Regions from separate parts of the Homo sapiens genome. Here region 1 is linked to region 2. The links are chromatin loops, found by intact Hi-C in ENCODE. Cell type or tissue: heart left ventricle. All regions are shown on one strand. Each heading gives the region's core, and the rest is flanking DNA. Links, peaks and the distances in the headings are about the cores only.

Region 1 (5,000 bases), core at 1-5,000, 140 kb before region 2:
TGGCTGCACTTTAGAATCTCCTGGAAAGCCTTAAAAAATAGGGATGTGGATTCCGCTCACAAAAACTGATTCACTTGGACTGGGATCCCTGCAACAGTGTTTATATGAAGAGGACTTGGGGCTAGATGAGAAGGACTCTAAGAGTCTCTGGAGAAGTTTCTAGTCTTTCCAGTTGTGCAATGACCAATCTCCCTCCTTGTTCCAGGCTGGCGGAGGAAAAAGGGATGTGTACTGCTTGCTTTTTTTTTCCTCTAGAATGTTACTACAGCTTAATATGTCACTTTTATTTACTTAATTTCTTCTAAAAGTCGGACCTTGCCAACTGAGGTCTAGCGATCTGGATTTCAAAGATGCTCAACCTTTGCATTCAACTACCCTGGGCCACTAATCAGCTGTCTTTGACTTTCCCCCTTCTCGTTTAATTACTTCTCTGTTGCCTGTTCAGCAGGTCCTCAGTTTCCTTTATGGCTCTGAGAGAGCAATGACCCGCAAGTGGGAATAAGGGAAATTTCCCCTTCTAAGCCCATGCAGCATCTCTCTTTTCAATCCTCCTTACCATTTCCACTCCCCGATCCATCCTTTCTCCTGCCCCTACTCCATTCTTTATGCTTCCTCTAGATGCATCTGCCACTGGGGCATAGAGCCCTGGAGGAGAGAGAAGGCACCCTGTCACTAAGCCTCTGGGGTAGAGATTGCATTTCATGAAGCTCTCACCATCCTCACCCATGTTTGGCAGACAACCAGGCCTGCAAAATGTTTCACCAACAAGCATTACAAAGAGAAAGAAAAAAATATTTGTTTGTTTAATATCAAGAGGAGTTTATGTCCAATCCCAGAGGGTCTGAGCAAGGAGGGACTGAGCTTAAATCAGAGGGCTTGGGCTTCCATATGCCCGCCAAATCATAATAATAACAATAATAACATACTAGCACTAATGCTTGTGCTACATTTGGAGCTTGAAATGATCAGCGACATTTCCCCTGATGAGGTTAAACAGCCTGGCTCGGGGGCTGCACATTTGCATAATAAAGATCAGAAGTCACTGCCTTCTACATCTCTCCCAGCACTGGCCGCCTGGTGTCCTTGATTCAGGGACACCACATCCTAATGTACTTCCATATGCGGCCCTGTGCAGTGATTCTAATCTTTGGCTTGCATGTGAAATGTCAGCTTCTTTTTTCGTCTGGGAGAACAACAAATTATATTTTTAAATGAGAAGGTGCCGCCTGTAATGGATAATATAATCTGAAAATGCAGAGGCAACATCTGTGACCCATGGTGCTAACCTAGCAAGCTCTAGTCTATTTTTCCTGCCTATCAGTTGATAGGAAAATATCACTTTCGATATAATAATTAATCATTAGTCAAAATGTATATCCCATTGGTTCCTTGCCTCTCAGACAACCATGCGTAGCTTGACAATAAATCAGGGAAATACAGTCTTTAATATCCAATAGAATGTATTTCCAGGCACCCTCTTTCCTATATAAAGCAACAAAACACTTTGCAGAAGACATCTATCATCAGGTGAGGGGGGACGATGCTCCCAAGATGCCATCTGAAGGAAGGAAATTGCAGAGCCCACAGAAAGGAAGGCAGTGAGTTCAAGATGGTGGCTGTAAACCAATGAGAAACATCTTCTTGCCGTGGTGAGCTCCTACCTGGGATAATGTCAGTCCCTCCCTCCCTTGCTGTCTCTCCTCCCTTTGGCCCACTGCTGGGGCCCTGTCACAGCCTGGCAGGTCATGCCCAGGCCTCACTCACTATGACTGACCAGTCTCCAGTGTCCTATCATCCTCCTCATTCCCAGGGTGGCTGTAAAGTGATCACTCCAGGCCATTTTTCTGCTTGATTCCTGGCTCTCTCTGGATCTGTTGAAATATTTACAATACCTAACATGATCCAAGAGAATAAATGAGCCGCCAAGTATGGTGGAAGGAAAAGCGGATTTGGAAGTCAGGGTGGGTCGAAGGAATCTGAGGACTCCCCTAGACTTGCTTGTTGTTGGACTGACCTCTCCGTGGCCTTGTTCTCCTCATCTGAAGAAGGCGTTGTTCATGGTTTTCAATCCCTGTTTGCTGGAGCCCTGAGTTTCTGAGGCAATGGGCAAAAGGGATGCTGGGAGAAGGAAACAGGAGGGGAAGATATCCCCAAACCTCCCCTAGAGCATTCAGTTTTTTTTTGGTTTACTGACTTGGTTTTAAAAACCACTGAGTCAGAAGACCTTTAAAGGCACTCCAATTTGTAAGCCCTGTAGTTCTCCATCTCAGTACTGCCCACTCCATCCCTGGGTGTGGAAATCATGTGGGAAATGCCACTTCAGCCTGGGGCCTATAGTCACATGCCTTGTTTCCTAGACCGGTGGCTCCCCAACAGGGGTGATTTTGCCCTCCAGGGGACCTTTGTCAATGTCTGGAGGCAATTTTGGTTTTACAACTGGGGAGGAGGGAGCCACTGGCACTGAGTAGAGGCCAGGGATGCTGCTAACCATCCGGCAAGGCAGAGGACAGCCCCCAAAATAAGCAATATCCAACCCCAGATGGTGACAGCACGGAGGTTGAGAAACCCTGCGCCACATGATGTAACCTGAAGAAAAGCTGTCATGCGGAGCTTCTGAGTTGGAAAGACTCCAGTCAGCCTTCCTTCTGCCCCAGCGCAGATCGAGAGGGAAGTCTATTCTCGGTTCCTCCCTGCCCAGAACTCCCTGGAGCCTTGGATCTGAGACATAAGAGCATTTCCTGCACTGAGGACAGTCACCCATAGAACTCTTTTTAATTCACCTCTAGGAGGGAAACTTACATTGCCTGATTCCCAAGTGTTCTGGAGCTACCCAAGGTGCCACGTATTCAACTTTAATCTACACTAAGAGCTGGTGATAGTAACACGGGTATTGAACTTTTCACTTACAAATGTAACACATACCTACTGATTACTTACTATGTACTAGGAATAGTGGACTCCAAGCTATGTACTAGGAATATAGCAGTGAACAAAACAAAGTCCTTGTCTTTATGAAGCATCTGTGTCTGGGGAAGGCAGAAAATAAACAAACACAGATAAATATATGACTCAAGTGGTTATAAGTGCTATCAATATTATTAAACAGTGTAGGAGGCTAGGTTGATTAGAGGTTGCAATGGTCAGGAGAAGGCTCTCTGCTGAGGCAGCTCTAGAAGAAAGCTCTGAAGGCTGGATGCCTGGGGGAACAGGGTTCCAGACAACAGGAGAGCAAGGGAGCTGCACAGAGCTTCCCGGAGAGCTCAGAGCAGCACAGTGAACACACAGGAAGAGGGCAATGTCAGAGGGCCAGCTCTCGCAGGACATAGCCCAATCAGATGTCCATATTTTATTCTGAGAGAGATGGAAAACCATTAGGGAATTCAGAGACAGCAACATGAACTGATTTATGTTTTGAAAGCAAAAAATCTCTGGAATACATCTGACAGGCTGTAGTTGTCCTGGTGGCCTCAATCGTCATGGGTAGAACAGGAGTCTCAAAACGCTCCCATTTTCTTTGTGAATTTAAAGAGCAGAATAAACAACCAAACCACTAGTCTTCCTTTTATCACTAATGTCTTCCTGATATGCTAAACCAGGAGCCAGAGATGACCACCCCTGGTTTTGCACCATGCCAGGGCAGATGGAGCAGAGTGCTCAGAATACTGTAAGCCTGGAGAAGTTCTCAAGTTTAATAAAACAAGTTAATGCAAATTAATTTCACTTGAATAAAAGAAGTTTCTTGCTACTTTTAGAAGAGGGATAGGCTGGAGTGAAATGAAATCAGAACACGCAGTCTGTGTCCCAGAAAGGCTAGGATCACTGATTAATACTGGAAGTCTGAAACAGGGAGAGGACATGGCCATCATCTGAAATTTATTCATAAATTGCCAGCCCTTCCCAGATAACTTGCAAATAAAGTGTGACCCATGTCTAAATATTTACTGGTTTGCTGACTTTTTTTTTTTTGCTAATTAATTTTTTTTTTTAAGGAAAACAAACAGCATAACAGCAAATTAATGCAGATAGCCTCAACAGTGGGACAGCAAGCCAAGCTACAGTAAAATGTTAAGTTGTACTTTACTAAAATTCTATCTATGGGAAAAAATCAATTGAAAATATCAAAAATAGTCTCTGAATATAAAAAGATTAAGGCTACCACTACCCATGGTGTGTAGTTATTAAATTAGCACTATAGATATAAAAGCATTAGTTTAAAATATAATAAGTTTTCAGCAATTATTTATCCATCATTTTCCCTCAAATATGTGTTTAGCCGCATACCTTCTTTCCTCCAAGAAGAGGTTGGCTGAGCAATTTTGTAGCTGTTCCTACAAAACACAAAAACTATTTTAAGATGTTGTATTTGAGTCCTTTCCCTTCTTTTTTTTTTTTTTTCTTTTTACTTTTAATGGCTTTATGCTTTAGTAAGAGCTTTCAGGTTAAGTTAACACTTCCTACTCATTCCCCTCTGGGGCTTCTGTGAAGCTTAGAGGACCTTCACGATCACTTATGTAGTTTGAGTATAGGCCCATGGACTCCAGCTGCCCTGGCCAAAAAAGAGTCTAGTCAGAATGCTGCAGCAAAAAATTATCTGATACGTGGTAGGAATTGTAGCCAGTGACTACCATGACAACTCGTGTGGCCTTCAAGTGACTGGGCCAGGGAAGTGAGGTGGGAAGTTTGCTTCAAGAGAAGTTGTCAGCCGGGTGCAGTGGCTCACGCCTGTAATCCCAGCACTTTGGGAGGCCCAGGTGGACGGATCACAAGGTTAAGAGATAGAGACCATCTTGACCAACATGATGAAAATCCGTCTCTACTAAAAATACAAAAATTAGCTAGACATGGTGGTGCGTGCCTGTAGTCCCAGCTACTCAGGAGGCTGAGGCAAGAGAATTGCTTGAACACAGGAGGCAGAGGTTGCAGTGAGCTGAGATTGCACCACTGCACTCCAGCCTGGTGACAGAGCAAGACTCCATCTCAGAAAAAAAAAAAAAAAAAAG
Region 2 (8,733 bases), core at 1,429-6,428:
GATTGGTTCTGTATCCTGGTCTGAATCCTCACCTGAAGAAGCAGAGGCTTGCATTCCACTCATTCTGTGGTTTTCAAACTGTGCTTCTTGAGTTCTGGGAGAAGAGGGGAAACAGCTGAATTTTAGGGTCCAGGCCCTCACTCTGCTTCAATCAGAGCAGTTCCCCACATATATCCACTCTAGATATTGACTTTCTGAGTTGGACTTTGACCAAATAAAGGGTTCTTCTGCTGCTGGAGGAATAAGGGTGGGGGAAAAGTGGTGAGAAAGGAGGATTAAAAAACACGGGATAATTGTCATAAACTGGTAGGCTATAGCCATGTTTCATTAGTTCAAAATGGTGTTTTAAATTTTTTATAATTTGAAACCAAGGTTTAAAAACTAGATTTCACATCTAAAATTAGAAAAGAAACCAAAAACCAAAAAACAACCGTGTCTCTCTGACTTCTCTTAAAAAGTCAGAAAATCTGGCCACATTCATCTCATAATCCCTCACACTGGCCCTTTGCTTGTGCTGAGAAGCAGTCACTCCCTTCAGGAGGACATGTACCCTCAGTGCACCCTCTCATGACAACCCCTTCTTGCACACCACCCGGACTCCCCCATTCATGCACATTTCCTGCCTTGGCTCTTGTAGGCATTTGGATTCAAGACCCTGAGGCTAGACAATTGCAAAGGCCCTTGCCTGTTCCCATAGCCTACTGGATTTCTGTTACATGCATGGCAATTAATACTAAAAATAAAGCTACAATCCTTCCCTCAAAGTCACCCTAAGTTATGAACATCTTAGTCACAAAAATCCTGCTCATGTTAAGTGCTGGGGTCAGGAGCTGATTTTCTCATGAACAAAGTACGTGAAGCCCCCAGCCATACAAACAGGTTTTCCTTCCAAGGAGTGCCATGTGGAGCTGCAGGGGAACCGCTGGAGTTATTCTCCAAATCTTTTTCTTCTTCTTGTTCCTTCCCCACTTCTGCCTGCAGGGTAAAATTGTACTTTTTGGCCCCCTTGAAGTAGTCCTGGACAGGGAGTTTGAGCAAAACTAACATGAGTCATTTCTGGACATTAGTATTTTATATGATCTGAAACCCTGGGCTCACACTTCCCTCTAGAACAGAGACTGGCAAAGTTCAAGATGGTGGCTGTACCATCAGAAATCCTACTCCTAAGTGACTGATGAACAGAGATCTTTGCTAACTCATAATAGACATCTATTGTGAGCAAGAAGTAAAACTGTGCTGTTTGAAGCCATTGAGGCTTAGAGTTATTTGTTACTACAGCATAATTTAGTCTATCCTGACTACTTAGGTGTTCTGACTGAAAAATACCATTTTCAAGCCCCCAGACTCCATTTTATACTAGCCAAACTTGCCTCTTCTTTCTTTGAAGTCTCTTTCCTTAAATCTAAGCATAATTTTAGAATATTGTTAAGCATTACCTGCCATCATTTTCTCATCTCTTGGCATTGCTCTACACTTGAACTTTACCACCATTTCTCCCGTTATATAATAGATTGGAGGTCACATGTGTTTCCTACTTTGAATAATTCATCTCCACAGAATCTCAGTATTTCAGTTAGAACATTTATTTCTTTCATTTTAATATTTTATTATTTTTGTCCTAAATGTATGACCTTAACTGGTTGCCATGCATTTCATTTCTTCTTGCCTTAAATATTTTAAAAGTTTCAAAGCACAAGTATTACTCATAGAGGGCATAACAAAAAATGCTTGGCTTTAGTTCTGTGTTATTTAATTATAACTGTGTGTCACTCAAGGGATTATTTTTCTTATCTTGATTTCTTTCTGCTTTGGCTCTAGTCTTTGTCTTCCTTGGAATATTTTAATCCCTGGCATTCGGCCAGAGTTTCTGTTGCTGGAGGGTGGACTGCACAGCAGTAGGACCTCTGGGCCTCTCTCGACATTAGGGTACCAAGTCTTTTAAAAGTCCCAGAGTTGGTGTTTTTGCACAGTCATGAAGCAAAGGCTGAGGAAAATTTAAAAATTGAGAGTCATGTTTCTTTCATCTGTTACTACTGCACAGAGTATTAGAATAGGTCATTTTTTAATGATAAGAACTAACATATATTCTATATTCCATCACATATGACCAGTAATAGTTTAAGGGCTTTATGTGAATTACCACCACAACTCACGGGAGAGATCCTATTAGTTCCTCATCTCACAGAGAAGACAGCTGAGGGGGTAATTTATCAGTTACTCAGTTCATCTAACCCTTTGGAGGCAGGGAGGGCCCAGCTATAAGGGGCCATCAGGGGGGCATATAGATACAGAAGGTGAGTTGTGGAGGCGGGAAGGCCTCACTCATCTCCACATTCACTCATTTCATTGTTCAAGAGTTGCTTTTCCACTCTGCCGGGGTGAGTGTGGGGTGGCAAATCTGCCGCTCTCCAGCTAGGTGACCTGTTGTCAGCTTTAAATGACTGCACTAAAGAAAAGTTAAAATTACCAACATCATATTTCTCATGATGGCCTTTCCCCCTAAATTCAAACATGCTCGCTGGGTTCAAGACTCAGCCCCTTCAGGGTTTTCCCAAAGGATATACTCACATTAAGCCTATCATGTGTTGGGAATCACGTGTGTAGATCTGACTGGCCCCAGGAGGGGTCCCTTTCTACCCTCTCACCAGCATTTCATTCTCTCTGTCTAGCACCTTCCCGAAGCACCCCCAGCTCCCACCCCCAATCCCTTGTCACCATGGGGAGGCACTGGGATGTGTGGTCCACTTCTTTCTCAGGGTGTAGCCTAATTTTTTGTAAGTGTCTCATGGGCTTAGCAAAACCCTCCTCAGATGGGATTCTCATACCAGCTGCAACAGAAATAACATTTTCTCTGTATCATTATACTCAGGAACTGACTTTTTAACTGAATTATCACCTGAACCTTGACTTTAGAGGCAATACCTAAGAATTATACACATTTGCCCTTAGTTAATTTTAAGAAGATGCCTGAAATAGGAATCCTATAACTCAAACTTAAAGTCTAATAATCTAAAGATAATGAAAAATCATTAATGAAGTATCAGTGACTCAGTTGAGGTCAACTTTGTAGAGACTGAAGATTACAACACTAAAACCAGTGGGGATTCCAAGGTCCAGATTACTGAAATGTTATACCTTTGAACGCCAAGTATCCTGAGTTACCACACAATAAGACAGACGTTCCTCTCTACACACCACAGACATCTCTTACTATTTAAGGCTCCAACTTACAAGGAAAGAATCAGTAGTTAATTTCCTGAAGCCAAGGAATAATTTCCTTTTAAGTTCCTTTATATTTCCTCTTCATTTCTTAACCTTGTAAATCTCTTATCTCCATTTCTTCTTTATTCCAAGGCTGTTAGAGTGTTTCCTTTTCCCACCATTTCTATACTATTATATTATATATCCCACCATTTCTAATGCTAGAGCCATAGCAGCTGACTTCCTTTATCTCCATCTAAGTCCCCATCAAAAGCCATTCATCTACAGGTCAAGTGCAATCTGTTCCTTCGTGATGTTATGGCTTGGTAGGAATCTAGCTATAGCTCTGTGTAGTACAATAAATGGATCGCAGCACAGCCATCCAGTCATTCTTGCTCTCTGCTGGCTGGTTTAAAAATTGACAAGGCTGTACTGATTGAGGAGATTGAAGGCAATGAACTGAATCAACTAGTTTTACTGCACTATAATGTGAGTCAAATGTCTGAATGTGGCCTGCACCTTCTCTTCTTTTTTTATAACCTTCCTTAACATCTGTATATAAAACCAACTTCTTTCTTTGCTTCATGCCTCTCTCCTCACTATTTCCAAAAAAAAGTTCTACCAAATCCCAAACACAATTTTTTATATAATAGTGTGGATCCCTTAAAACATGCCCTTTAGAAAGTGAAAATACTAATCCAAAATAAGACTTGAAAACATATAATTTCAACTTAGTCTTGTTTTTGTGAACTAGACAGTAAAACATCAGGTATGCTATCAGAACCTCAGATATAAATAAAGATATCAAGCTATAGTATTTTAATGCTCTATTTTTGCAGTATTTAGCTCACAATTTCATTTTACCGATGCTAGCCTTAACTTTGAAAAGATGACCTCGGACCACAGTTTCTCTGTCACCATTTAGTGATCCCAGTCAGCTACTGAATCTTAGCTTGGTTTGTGTTCAGTTATCTTCCCGTAAGTCTACTATTCCTCCTGGTCATTTGTTCTCAAGGTCTCTCATACTTGCCACACCAGCTGTTTGTGGGTTAAAAACCCTGGTGAACATAGGCACACTATTTTTGGCTCACATAACTACCTATGCTTGTGCAAAATGTTCATATGAAAATAACCCAATTTTAGAATAGTGTTTAAAATCACCTTTAACAAGCAACCAAGCTTAATTGCTCTACAGCGCCATCTAGTGACACTGAATTTGCATCCCAATCCATCATAAACCCATTGGAGACTGTTTCCTGAAGTTTTTTGGGCCCTAAATGGACAGATCTTCTACATTCTCACAAGTTCCCATTATGCTTAATAAATAGAGTATATCTGACTATAGTCAATGGAAGCAGATTTTTTTCTACTACCAAAGGGTACAATACCTTTTCTTATTTCAAAAATGTATTAAAATTCTTCATTCTTGCTGATCTTTTTCTCTCAAGTTGGATAAATTTCTGCCAGAAATCTAAGAAATTTCTTGGTTTTCATGTCAGATCATATGTATCACTTATGAGTACTAACTGTGTACCAGGTGCTGACTTAAGCACTTTAACATCTATTAACTGAATTGATTTTCACAATGGCCTATCAAAATTGTTGCTCTTAGTACACACATTTTGCATTTGTGCAACAAGGGACAAAGATGCCTCAAGTTACACTGCTAGTAAATACTCTCTGGATAAGTATTCCTTTTACTTTATTAATTCCCCTTTGCAAATCTTATTTCTGGGTAATAAAAAAGGCTGTTCCTAAGTTTTTTAGTAATTCATGAAATCAAACACTATTGGCCTAAAAAGTTAAATGCATCTTGTCTCTCTGAGGTCATGTTGGAGAGAATTAGAGCTCTCTATAGCCATGATGGAGGCTATCATGAGAGATATTTTGTAACTTTGAATGAAGGTCATCTCCAGCCTCGAAGAGTTAGCCACCTGCAGCTGTAGGTGTACCCAAAATTGTAATACACAGCTGAAGACAAAAGGAAACTTTCAAGATTCACCAAAGCAGTAAGGTTTATAATGTGAGGGAGACAGGCCATGAAAGTGATTTTAAAAATCTAAGAAAATTAAAATCATGTTGATTGTATAATACCCTGCCCAAACAGCAATAAGTTGGTTGTAGCAGAACTTGGAAAACAGGACAAGAATTTATGTTTATCCAGAACTACCCAAGGGTTATGGGTCTAGAACCCATAGACGTTTTCCTTAAACAAAGAAGTATGCTCTGTTTTTGGACAAGGAGATTCATTACATTTTCCCTGGCTTGAATGATATGTTTTTCAAGACTGTCTACCTTTCTTTGAATGAATGTCATGCTGACTTAGCAACTGTGCCAGTTACCAATTTCTTGCCTCTCAACTTCAAATCCATCCCTTATTACCTACTCTGTGAGGATGGAGCTGGACCCTGTAAATATTTCTCCTTTGGTATCTGGCATGATGCTCTGTTTGTCAGTGGAGGGTGCAAGAAAGACAGAAGAGGAGGAAGGGGTATATCTTTCTGATTCTGGTCTGTTCTCTTCTCTAGGTTCCTTCTACGTGTGGGGCTTCTCCACTGCCAGGTTCCTGCAGCAAGTAGCAGTCACCAGCACCCAGTGGCCAGCAGCTTCCTCCACCACCTCCTGCTTGACACTGGAGTAAATTCCAAAACATGGCACCACCCTGTGAATAGCTTCCTTGACACCCAAGAAGGTGGGTTTCCAGCAAGTTCTACTGGTGAGGCATTTCAGTGGCTTGTCAGCCATCCTTGAGCCACAGCTGCACTCTCTGCAATAAGATCTGTTTCTTGCTGAGGGCTTTTATCTCAGCCCTAGGAGTAATCTTATATCTGCTATCCTTGTATTCTGTAGAGTAATTTATATTTCTTACTAGTCAATCCATTATTATCCGAATTCTCTATTATAGTTAATAATTCTTTATATTAAACATTCCCTGTTTGAATTACTGTGTGGTTTTTCTCTCCTTTTTGATTGATTTTTCTCTTTTGATTGATTTTTCTCTTTTTTATAGTAAAAATTCCCTGTTTGAAATACTATGTGGGTTTTCTCTGTCACAGTGCTGTTTCATCACGGCTGATAGAGCAGGTATCTTTGTGAAATTCACTCAACTTCCCAAAAACCAAGATTCTTTAAAAAAGAAGTCCCTGAATATGGGGTATAAGTAATCTGTTCATAGTAATATTTACCACTATAACTACGGAATTGGCATACCAGTTTTTACATCAATCCTTTGTAAGTTTAGTTATTTGCTGTTATCTCTCAGCCCAGTCAAATTTGGATGTGCAAACAGAACCAATTCTAGACCTGAAAATCTGAGTACAGACTTGGGACAGGACACTACCATTGAGCTAGACCTCTGTTGGCAGCCATCTGGCTTCTCTAACACCTCTGCTTTACCTCTTGAAATTGCTACGCTTAATGCTACTTTGCTACATTAGGAAAGATATAAATGTACCCAAATGGAAAATATTAGTGATCCAAGAAAGAGCCTTATCTTCTGGTTCATTTTCTTTGTGGTCAGCAGAAGAGGTTAGGATAATATGGTGGTTACTGACAATGAACTTGACCTACTAATAGGTCACAAGCCAGTAGCCATCAATGTGCCATGAAAACAAGTCTTGGGCCTCACTGGACGCTTACAATTTCATTTGATGGACTAGAATTACTCTTCTGCACAAGGTAGAAATATAATCTTAATATTCAACTCCCCAAAGCTTACCAAATTTGGATCACAAAGAGCAAGAAATTAGATGTTGGTCAAAAAGACATTTCTACTTTGAATTTGCAGTATAAAGTTGTTTTTAATCTGCTGTTGCTAGTTTCAAATGAAAGAGTCGAAAATAGACCTTGTCCATATTAGGTCAAGAACTTGATCTCCAAACCACTTTTTTAAACAACTGCCCAGCCTTGCTTACATCAAAGGCACTCTATGCAGATCCAAAGAAAAGCATTTAGAATAGTGTATATTGCTTTACAATAATTATAGAATTTATTCACACAGAGATACAATGATAAAAGAAAGCACTTGTCCATGGAAAGGGATGATTTCTTTCTGCTCCTCTTTCTTGTATATCACCCATCATTGCTAATAAAATCACAGACCTTTAAAACGAAAAAGAACTCATGAACCTACCCTTGATTTCACACATAAATAGAAGGACCTTTAGGTGTTTACCCACCTTACACTTTTAACCAAAGCAATGAAATGCAGAATGCTCTTCAAAACTGTGCAGTACTTATTTTTCTCCTATACATGGTTAGTAAGCTCATTCTCAAACCTGTGAAAACTGCATAAACTGTGCTCCTCTTGTGTGTTCACTAATGGAAAGTGGGATGTTTAATTAAGTACATATGTTCATCCTAATTAGCATTGCTGTTTCTTACCTTTTTAAATACAGGAAACTGCACAACATATATATTGATTTATGTTTTAAATGAGATTTGACTGTTTATTATGTCTATTTGTTACTCAGTTTTAATCTTTTAGGGAACTTCTGCAGATCGATAACCTTATTTATTACATGTTGGTCCTTGTTAGTTTCATTCCCTTTATTTCCATGTTATTGAGAGGTATCCCACTGAAAAATCCTATGTATTATCTATACTATGGACTTTGATTCTCCAAAATCCATCACTTACTTGTGTAGTTAAATGAGAATGGGCTTCACTCATAAAGTTAGATTGTGGGAAATTTCAGAGACTAGGAACTCTTCTGTGCAACTACGGCCTTTTCTGTTCTTTACTTTGATACCTCCTTTCAGGGCCATTGCATGCATACATAGTTGTCCATGTAAATCGTGCTTTCTGGAGTTGTGCAGTGCACAACCTGCATAGCAGTCCTTGGTTATTTAGACTCTTTTCTGCCTGCTCTCTACATATCTTTCTCCTCTCCTCCTTAGTTATAAGAAGCTCTGAGCTTCAGTCTAGAGACAGCATAAAATTGAAAGCAACCAATTTGATCAGCTTGATTTTCAGTTAGCATTTTGTCCCCAAAGTAGCGGAGACTTTTTTATTTTTTATTTTTATTTTATCATTATTATTTTATTTATTTATTTATTTACTTTTTGAGACAGAGTTTCTCTCTTGTTGCCCAGGCTGGAGTGCAATGGAGCAATTTTGACTCACCGCAACCTCTGCCTCCCTAGAGGCAGATTCCCCTGCCTCAGCCTCCTGAGTAGCTGGGATTACAGGCATGCGCTACCATACCTGGCTAATTTTATATTTTTAGTAGAGACGGGGTTTCTCCAATGTTGGTCAGGCTGGTCTTGAGCTCCCGACCTCAGGTGATCCGCCTTCCTTGGCCTCCCAAAGTGCTGGGATTACCAGTGTGAACCATCAGGCTCAGCCTTTTATTTTTATTTTTTACCTTTATTGCTGCTAATGTTGTGACTTTTGAACCTTTCTTTAACAAATTCTCTAGCATGAAAAAAAGAACAAAAAGGGGTAGATACTTGAATTGATGATCTTTTCTGCTAATAGTTCAAGTGGCAGTTTAAAAAAATGAGAACAATTGATTCAGATGAAGTTTCTGGA

Evidence for each region. A loop is a pair of places that touch in the nucleus more often than their neighbours do. Peaks named below come from ENCODE experiments on the same cell type or tissue, not always from the same donor. Only the 100,000 strongest peaks of a DNase experiment are listed, where the experiment ranks them.
Region 1: a loop joins it to region 2, with 2.2 times the contacts of the local background. A loop is called at or near these places in 18 of 110 quality-filtered maps.

Annotation. Positions count from the first base shown.
Region 1 is chr4:146,233,402-146,238,401 of GRCh38, reverse strand. No RefSeq gene overlaps it. Among named protein-coding and RNA genes, the nearest start is that of REELD1, 21 kb to the right of the region's middle. In heart left ventricle, for the core only: no CTCF peak of the experiment used is centred there; a DNase peak (open chromatin) is centred at 2,461.
Region 2 is chr4:146,090,965-146,099,697 of GRCh38, reverse strand. No RefSeq gene overlaps it. Among named protein-coding and RNA genes, the nearest start is that of LINC01095, 27 kb to the left of the region's middle. RefSeq lists an enhancer at 1-45. In heart left ventricle, for the core only: a CTCF peak has its summit at 4,410 (motif pointing left); no DNase peak of the experiment used is centred there.